Linked DNA regions of Homo sapiens: region 2 is linked to region 1. Evidence: chromatin contacts called from ENCODE Hi-C or POLR2A ChIA-PET data. All regions are on one chromosome and are shown on one strand. Each heading gives the region's core, a stretch centred on a gene start or an enhancer-like site at or near the end of the contact. The rest is flanking DNA. Distances are from core to core; before and after follow the strand shown.

Region 1 (4,501 bases), core at 1,840-4,339:
ATCATACAGCATGCAACCTTTTCAGATTGGCTTCTTTCACTTAGTCATATGCATCGAAGATTCCTCTGTCTTTGCATGGCTTGATAACTCTATTTTATTCCTTGGCAGCTACCATTTCTAATATTTATTGTTTGTCTTCTCTTTAGGAATGTGTGTTTCATGACAGGGCTTCTTGTCTGCTTTGTTCATTGCTACATCTCCAGTACCTGAAATAGTACCTCCTTCCATGGTTGTGGTAAGGACTACGTGAGTTATTAATAATATGTTTATTAATAAAATAAATAAAGTTTTTCTGTGTGTGTGTGTTTTTTTTTTTTTTTTTTTTGAGACAGAGTCTCGCTCTGTCTCCCAGGTTGGAGTGCAGTGGTGCGATCCCGGCTCACTGTAGTTTTGACTTCCTGGACTCAAGCGATCCTTCCATCCCAGCCTCCCCAGTAGCTGGGATCACAGGTGCCTGCCAACACCCCTGGCTAATTTTTTTTTCCAAATATTCTGTAGAGGCAGAGTCCTGCTGTGTTGCACAGGCTAGTCTCGAACTCCAGGGCTCAAGTGAGCTACCCACCTAGACTTCTCAAAGTGCTGGGATTACAGGCGTGAGCCCCCCAAAATATTATGTGTATATGAGTAGTAATTGTTATTCCGCATAGGGAGACCAGAAGAGGAGGTGGAAATGGAATGCCGGTTGGTTACATCGGGTTAGGGACCTTTAATTAGTTGCTCAGAGAAGGAACAGCACCTGAGCAAATGCACAGGATGCAAGGCTCCGGGAGAAAGGGCACACTAATCCCAACTGCCAATTACTTTACAAAGCGTGTTTACATTCTAAACTCATTTAATTCTCACAAAAATAATATTGTCAGGTGGGTATTATAATCCCCGTTTTACTCATGAGAAAACAGGATCTGGGAGGTTGAGCGACTTGCCCATTGCGACCATAGGGCAAGTGGTGGCTCCAGGATTCCCATCCAGAAGTTCTGATTCATACTTCAAAGGAGCTCGGAAACTCTCCGGGTGCGCCGGGGAGTCCTGGTTCCGGTGTCCTGGGACTCCTGGGCAGGGTAACGAAACCACTTTTAAAAACTTTGCCGGGCCCGGTGGGTCACATCTGTAATCCCAGCACTTTGGGAGGCCAAGGCGGATGGATGATTTGAGGTCAGGAGTTCGAGACCAGCCTGGCCAATGCGGTGAAACCCCGTCTCTACTAAAAATACAAAAATGGCCGGCCGCGGTGGCTCATGCCTGTAATCCCAGCACTTTGGGAGGCCGAGGCGGGCGGATCACGAGGTCAGGAGATCAAGACTATCCTGGCTAACACGGTGAAACCCCGTCTCTACTAAAAACACAAAAAATTAGCCGGGCATTGTGGAGAGCGCCTGCAGTCCCAGCTACTCGGGAGGCTGAGGCAGGAGAATGGCGTGAACCCGGGAGGCGGAGCTTGCAGTGAGCCGAGATCGCGCCACTGCACTCCAGCCTGGGCGACACAGCGAGACTCCGTCTCAAAAAAAAAAAAAAAAGAAAAAAACAAAAATTAGCCGGGCGGGTAGTGTCGCACACCTGTAATCCCAGCTGGTCGGAAGGCTGAGGCAGGAGAATTGCTTGAGCCTGGGAGACGGAGGTTGCCGTGAGCCGAGATCCCGCCACTGCACTCCAGTCTGGACGACAGAATGAGGCCCCGTTTCAAAAAATAAAAAATAAAAAACTTCGCCAAGGTAGGGAGTAGTGGCTCACGTCTGTAGGATTGCTTGAGACCAGCCTGGGCAACATGGCAAAACCCTGTCTCTTCAAAAAATAAAAAAGTTAGCAGGGCGATTTGGCGCTCACTTGTAGTCCCAGCTACTCAGGAGGCTGAGGCGGGAGGATCACTGGAGCCTGGGAGGTTGAGGCTGCAGTCAGCCGTGATCGCGCCACTGTGCTCCCGCCTGGGCAGCAGAGTGAGGCTCTGCCTCAAAAAAATTAATTAAAAAATAAAAACACGCCGTTAACGAGCGGCTGCGTGCGCGAGGTGGCACACTGGGCTTGCATACGAATTCTGCCAGTGAGTGCTATTAGAGCATCAAGGAGATTCATTTTCCGAGCGACTCCTCCCTTTCCCCCGCCTCCAGGGGGCGTGGCAACAAAGCGCGGGAAAACTCGACCTTGACCCCACCCCCACTCCATGCTGGGGGCGGGGAAAAGGGGAGCCCTTAAATGGGAAATGGAGCTGGCGGTTCCCCCCCCAGCCCATACTTAGGACGCCTATCAGTTGCTCCTTTAATGCCTCTTTGGAAATGGCCCGGCCACGCCAGCACTCCTACGTCACCTCCCCCGCTTCCGGTCCGCGAGCCCTTCCCAACCTTTAGGTCCCGATTCCTTCCATGCTCCAAATCCCGTGCCCCGTCCACGCCCTCCCGCAGAGGGAGGAGCGACGGGTTACGCTGTCGCCCAGGAGCTGAACCGCGCGAGGACCCCATCCATCAGATTATATGGCGATTTAGACGGTGGGAAGACCGCAAGGAAATGGTCAGCGGATGACGTAATGTTTGGGGTGGCGTCCCATTCTGTAACTTCTGTACGGCATCAGTGACACGGGTTTAGCTTGAAACAGCGCAAAAGGACCTACACTTCTGTGCTCCACTCCGACTCAATGCGGTTCTGCTCTCAGTGCCCACCACACAGAAGCTGGGTTCCTTACATTCGCGAAAGTGAACTGCAGCTTCAAGCTTCGAGCGGCCAGTAGGGAGCGAGGGGCGGAGACGCACCTGGGTGCTCCCCCTTCCAGTAGGCAAGCTGGGAAGCAGGCTGGCTTCTTTCTAAGCGACAGTGGCGGAGGCCAATCGTTTACGAGACTCGTAGATGGGGCAGACGGACCCCGGCGCAGCCAATGGGGAGAGGTATCTTCAGAGGGCCTCGGCCCCTTGCCCAATGAGCATAAGAGGACTGTGCGGGGCTAGTTCCGAGCGGCAGTATTTAGGGCCAACCCAGTGCGGGGCTGGAAGGGGCACAGGGCTGAGCGACGGGGGCAAGGGCCAATGGCGAGTGCGAAAACGGGCAGCCCAGACCTGGAGCGCGGAGGGAGGAGAGGGAGTGGGGAGGCCGAACCGGAGAGAAGCAGGAAGTAGCGGCGGCCGCGGGGAGGGCGGCGGTGGCTGCAGCGGCTGGAGCGGGGTAGAGACCGCCGGGTCTCGGCCCGCACCAGGAGCGGAACAAGTAAGCGTGCCTGGGGTAAATACCCGCCCTTGGCTCCGCCCCCTTGGGGGGGGCGGGTAAATACCCCCGCCCCTCCCCCACTTGGTCAACTACCCCCTTCTCCGCGCCGCCCCCTGGGGCGGCTTCTAGGAAGGCCCAGACACCGCCTCCATCCATTGGGGCGGATGGGCGAAACTCCTGGCCTGTTGTAAGCACAGTCCGTAGCCGGGTAAACCCCCAGGAGGGTCGAGAACCCCAGGTCCTGGCGCCCCCGGCTCGAGAGGCACCCGAAGTGCGGCCCGGAGATTGAAGGCTGCGGGATGTCGCGACCTAAAATGGTGTCCGTTCCCGGGGATGGGGGCGGGGGACCTGGGCCAGGCCGGAGCAGAACCTGCACCCCGACTGGGTGCGGGTCAGCGTCCGGGCCCGGGCAAGACTCAGGCTTGCGCCCCCGGCCCCCTGCGCACCCCCCGATCAGTCTCCAGTCTCTAGCGAGCCTCCGGGAGTGCGCGGCGGGAGGAGGCTCCGCTGCGCCCGGAGGGGAGGGGACGAGGTCCGAGTTGGGACGGACCCCAGCTAGAGAGCTGAGAGTCGCGCAGAGACCGTCCCCTCTCTCCTCCCCTCTTTCCAGCTCCCCACCCTATCCTGTGTAGTCCTGGGTCCCCAGGTGCTGCGCAGCAGCTCCCAAAGGGCCTGGCCTGGCTGAGGCCCGGCCTTCGCTTCGCACGCCGGTGCGAGTGAGAGAAGGGCCGCGCGCCTCAGTTTCCCTTGTAGTTTCTCATGTGTACACCCCGCCCCCTCCTCGAAACCCAGGACTTGCTCCCCGCGCCAGCCCTCGGCAGATGGCAGGGACTTAATTCCGTCTGCTACCCAGCTTGGCCTCAACCTAATCGCCGCCAGCCCCTCGCCCTCCTCTGCGCTGCAGGCCTTGGGCCCGGGCAAAGGTCAGTGGAGCCCCCACTCGACCTGGGCCTGTTCAGCCTCTTCCTGTTCAGCCTCTTTGGCTTTTGGGGAACCACAGAGGGAAAGGGGGCGGGGGAGATAGGAGCCCTAGAGACAGGGCTCAGCAGTCGCAGGAAGGCCTGATCCTCCTTGGCTTGAGCTTGGCGGCTTGCTTGGTCGACTGTCTGCTCTGGGTGGGTGGCCATCGGATGACCTCTAAGTCACTGGGGCACCCAAGAGGGAGGTGGCTGGCGGGGTGTGGGGGCGGGTGAGTTCGCAGGTGTTTTCTCCTAGTCCCCGCTGGTCTTCGTTGTAGCAGTCCACTTTTCTGAGTACCTGAGTGGAAGGTAGCTCAGGCCTCTGGTCAGGAGGGAACCAGGCTTAGGAGCCAGGC
Region 2 (4,420 bases), core at 301-2,800, 1.1 Mb before region 1:
AACCCCTGCCCTCCCCAACCCGGGGCAGCTGTCCCGGATCCAGGACCTGGTAGCAAGGAAACTGGAGGAGACTCAGGAGCTTCTGGCAGAGGTTCAGGGACTGGGAGATGGGAAGCGAAAGGCCAAGGACCCCCCTCGGTCTCCGCCGGATTCTGAGTCAGAGCAGCTGCTGCTGGAGACGGAACGGCTGCTGGGAGAGGCATCATCGAATTGGAGCCAGGCAAAGAGGGTGCTGCAGGAGGTCAGGGAGCTGAGAGACCTGTACAGACAGATGGACCTGCAGACCCCGGACTCCCACCTCAGACAGACCACCCCGCACAGTCAGTACCGGAAGAGCCTGATGTGAGGGCAGGGTGGGGTCTGGAACTTGTCGGGTTGGACAGACTCTTATCTCCGTGTTGCTGGATAAAGCTTTTTTATTTACCTCAATCAAAAAAAGAAAACAAAAATGAACTCATTGCTCTTGCTGATGCCTGACCCCACTACAACCCTTATTGCCCCACCTACTTTCCATATGCCCCTCGTATGCCCCTCAGGTTTGAGGAAGTGACCCCGCAGCAGTAGCAGGAAGTTTTTACCCAGCCAGAGAGAGAGAAGGCACGGTAAAGACACAGTCTGACCACTCCACACACCGCCCGCCCCCAAGACGGCACAGGGAGTCCACTGCTGCTCCCAAGGATACAGTGGGCTTCTAAGCTTAGAGCGGGAGGGGGATGAGGATGTTTTCTGTTATGTCCCACCCCAGGCCTTCAGTTTGAGGGTGAAGTTTCAGCTGCCCAACTCTAGTTGTAGGGATGTGGAGGCCAGTGTCACCTGTCCGTGCACATGGAAGTGAAATTTATCCCAGCCCTGAGGAGGATTTGTGGAATTAAAATCTCCCCAGCCAGACACTGGCTTCTCATTCCTAGCAGTCTCTCATTGAGATCGAGCTGCCTGGATTTTCTTACATGAGGTGTTTCTTCCCTTCATCTTCCACACCCTTCCCAACCTTGACTCAAAGATCCACCCTTGTCGGGCGCAGTGGCTCACGCCTGTAATCCCAGCACTTTGGGAGGCCAAGGCGGGTGGATCACCTGAGGTCAGAAGTTTGAGACCAGCCTGACCGACATGATGAAACCCAGTCTCTACCGAAAATACAAAAAATTAGCCAGGCATGGTGGTGGGCGCCTGTAATCCCAGCTATGCGGGAGGCTGAGGCAGGAGAATCACTTGAACCTGGGAGGCAGAGGTTGCAGCAAGCCAAGATTGTGCCATTGCACTCCAGCCTGGGCAACAAGAGCGAAACTCCGTCTCAAAAAAAAAAAAAAAATCCAACCTTGAGTGGATGAGACTAGTTTCATTATTTGATTCAGGGCCCTAGCACAGGGGAACTAGAGACAGACCCCACAGAAGAACTGAACTAAGAATGAAACTGGTGTGTGATGCAAGCTGGGTAGGATGAAGGGGAAAACCAAACATCTGTCCAAGTTCCTCTTTCAGCCATGCTGAGGTTTCCTGTAGCCTCCCCCTCTCCTTCCTCAAACCTCTTCCATCACTAAGCAAGTCCCCACTTTAGAAAAGCATCTGGATGCCCACGCCACCACCCTCCCAGCCACCTCTGAAGTTGCCAGGCTTCCCAACATTCTTGTCTGTGGTAGGTCCCACACAACTCACTGTTCACTCTTTCCTTGGAAGTGTGTGAGATGAGGTTTAGTAACGGTGAGGTCCCCAGAAGAGCTATGAAGGGAATAATTTGATTTTGGGAAAGAAGGGGACAGAGTCTCATGAATCAAGTAAATGAGGGGTTAAAAGCCACATTGAAGTGTGCCTTGCTAGCTGCTTGATCCTCCAAGAGCAGCGGGGCTTCACTAGAGGTAAGGGGAGGAGGGGGAGGAAACGGGGCCAAGTTACATGTAGACCTGGCCATGACGCTGCCCCGATGTTATAGGAAGATGGGATAGGAGGAAGCGGGGGAAAAACCTGTGGGAGAAACAGATTCTTCAGTCCGCATTCTTCTGCTCTAACGTCACTCCTACAACCCATGTAAGCAAAATGGGGGCCTCTGTCCCCTTTCCAGAAATCATCTCTTTCCTTCACAGCTCTTCTCTGGACCTTATCACTGCTGTTAAACCATCCCTAGGGCAGAGGAATTCTTGCTCTCTCTAGTCCCTTGCCACTCTGTCATGGAGATTGTCCCCAGCTCTAGACTGTAGTTACCTAGCCTCTTCCTTGAAGAATGTGTATCCCAGTTGAGTGAGGGAAAGTGTGCAAGAGTGCCACCTTCATGTCATTCTATGGTCTCTTGGGGTATGAGGTGAGAACCCAGGCTTCCAGACTTCCTGTCCTTCAAATAGCTGCACTCTCCACAGCCCTAAGCATGGTCAGCAGAGCCATCCATTGTCACAAGTATTGAAGTCTAAGGTAGAATTATGCTTTCTTTTTACAAGTCTCTATCTTTGTATTTTACCAGCATTTTTCCTTTTCTTTTTTTCTTCCTTGTTGCTCCCACATAATGAAAAAAGACAAAAGCACAAATGACATGTGTATCCCAACATGTCAATTATCTGTGGCTCCCAGGGGAGCCAGAAGATGGAGGGAGACACTAGAGAGGAGAATGACAGGTGAAAGAAGCAGAAAAGAAAGATCGGGGACCTCACAACAGTAAGAGAGGAGCTGGGCACTGTGCTCCTGGGCTTCAGGCTCTAAAACCAACAGCTTCCAGTTCTCCAGCAGTTACTGGAACATCCAGGCCCTAGGGTGGTGAAATGAGCCCAGCTTTGAAACCAGATGGATCTGGATTCAAATTCTAACTCTGTTACTTCTTGATTATGAGGCTCTGGGCAAGGCACATGCTTTCCGAGTATCAGTTTTTTTCATCTGCAAGCTGCAGAGCTATTGGATGGGTGAGGACAATATGGAAAATGCCTGTCAGTCAGAAAGTGACCACTGCAGCTACTGTTACTGGTTTGACTCTGGGCAGTGAGCCGCTAGCTCAGTTGGAAGGAGCACTGTGTGAATGAGGCCACCGGGGTGGGGTCACTGTCACTTAGCTAGATCCAGGCCACAGGCTGTGCTGGACCTCTCTCTTCAGAGGAGAGAGCCAGAAGGGATGAAAGCATGGTCCCTGGTCTTCAAGAACTTTAGAGCTTAGCATGGAACCAGGCTTCCCACTAGAAAAATCGCTTAAGGTGCACCCTTGTGGTAGGCTGCTGGCATGAGTTCTGTTGAAGCATTTGTATTGAACCTGGGCACTGTGACAGGAGGATGGGAAGGTGCTTACGTTCATTTCCCTTCCTCCCAGTGCTTCTCCTCCCTCACTTCATCATTTTAGCCCCTCTGCCTGCAATATTTCCCTTCCGTGCCCCCGGTAACTGTGATGCGTGGCAAATGGGCTGGCTCAGTAGCTGTGTGGGGCAACTTTCTCAGCACACAGCTGCCCCCAGACACTTTCAGGGTGCACTTATTCTCCCTCCCTTTCCACTCCCAACCGCTCTGCTCCCTTCTTTTCTTACACAGATGAAGCAAAGGGAAGTGCCCTCCGGAGGCCCTAGGATGGGGAGACGGGGTAAGGGGTGGAACCCAGGACACAGAGTTGAGAGGGGGTGAGGGGTAGAGGCAGGTAAAGAACGAAATCTTAATTCTCATTTCAGTGACACTTTCCTCAACTTTTCCTGTCCTTCCCCATCAGGTTGTTAGCCAGGGGCCTGAGGAGGGATAAAGGAACTGCAGTCCCGGCTCCCTCCATTAGGAAGAATGTCTGGGGTGTTGGCCTGGAACGCTGATGAGTTGATTTCCTTCTATCTCCACAGCATAGGTTTACCAGGGAGAAAAGAAAGGTGCAAATTTCTCTAACTCCTGCCCTGGTCCTCACATACTATGCGGTTCTGAGCCTAGAGCTCTGTCCCTGGGGAAACAGCTCTCGCCTCCTTCCCCAGCCGCTCTCCCAACCCCTCTGCCAGTAATAAATTTGCCTCATTCTCCCAGGAAATGAGTCTCTAAGAATCTCTCTTCTATCTAAACCTCACAGGCAAGCAGTCCCAGCCCACTTCTGCAACCCTCAAGCTCAGCTACTGCCCCCACCCCCCACTTCGTCACTCCCTTCTCTACGCTGGGTTCCTTTCTCTTTCTGCTTTCTTACTACCTCCCTGTCTCCCAACAGGAGCAGCCAATCCCCAGCCTGCTCTAGAGCCACGCCATATATGGAGAGGTTGGAAAGAAACCCGAGTAAATGCAGGAGCGAACACACACACACACTCATACTCATGCACATACTCATGCACACACAGCAGAGTTTGACCGCCTTTCTGCATGTGACCCTGTGTCTATTTGTCTCTGTGTGACACAAGTCCCACCCACAGAATGAGGAGGCTGTTTGCTATTCCCCACCTTTAGTCGTGCCCCAGGAGACCATCACTCCAACCCGTTGCCTCTGACCTAGATT

Evidence for each region. Hi-C counts contacts between places; a loop is a spot of excess contacts on that map. ChIA-PET counts read pairs that join two places held with the same protein, here RNA polymerase II (POLR2A). Pooled maps may share reads with other maps.
Region 2: a loop to region 1 is called in a pooled map, with 15 times the contacts of the local background. The contact joins the promoter of LINC02988 here to the promoter of ZNF687 in region 1. A Hi-C loop is called at or near these places in 1 of 168 maps with a recorded cell type or tissue (breast epithelium) and 3 of 50 pooled maps. POLR2A ChIA-PET finds 5 or more read pairs at or near these places in 1 of 52 experiments (activated B cell).

The regions. Positions count from the first base shown.
Region 1 is chr1:151,279,210-151,283,710 of GRCh38, forward strand. ZNF687 (zinc finger protein 687) reads left to right here and starts at 3,090. Exons shown (of 9, transcript NM_020832.3): 1 at 3,090-3,186. ZNF687-AS1 (ZNF687 antisense RNA 1) reads right to left here and starts at 2,720. Exons shown (of 2, transcript NR_135595.1): 1 at 2,334-2,720; 2 at 815-1,049. RefSeq lists silencers at 1,970-2,310, 2,992-3,271, 3,552-3,711 and enhancers at 2,053-2,937, 2,432-2,631, 2,662-2,891, 2,938-3,823, 4,132-4,201.
Region 2 is chr1:150,159,178-150,163,597 of GRCh38, forward strand. It overlaps LINC02988 (long intergenic non-protein coding RNA 2988), which reads left to right and starts at 1,551. Exons shown (of 4, transcript NR_135098.1): 1 at 1,551-1,633. PLEKHO1 (pleckstrin homology domain containing O1) reads left to right here. Exons shown (of 6, transcript NM_016274.6): 6 at 1-888. The coding sequence ends at 346. RefSeq lists enhancers at 1-180, 1,311-1,620, 3,969-4,158 and silencers at 481-530, 2,231-2,300, 2,889-2,958.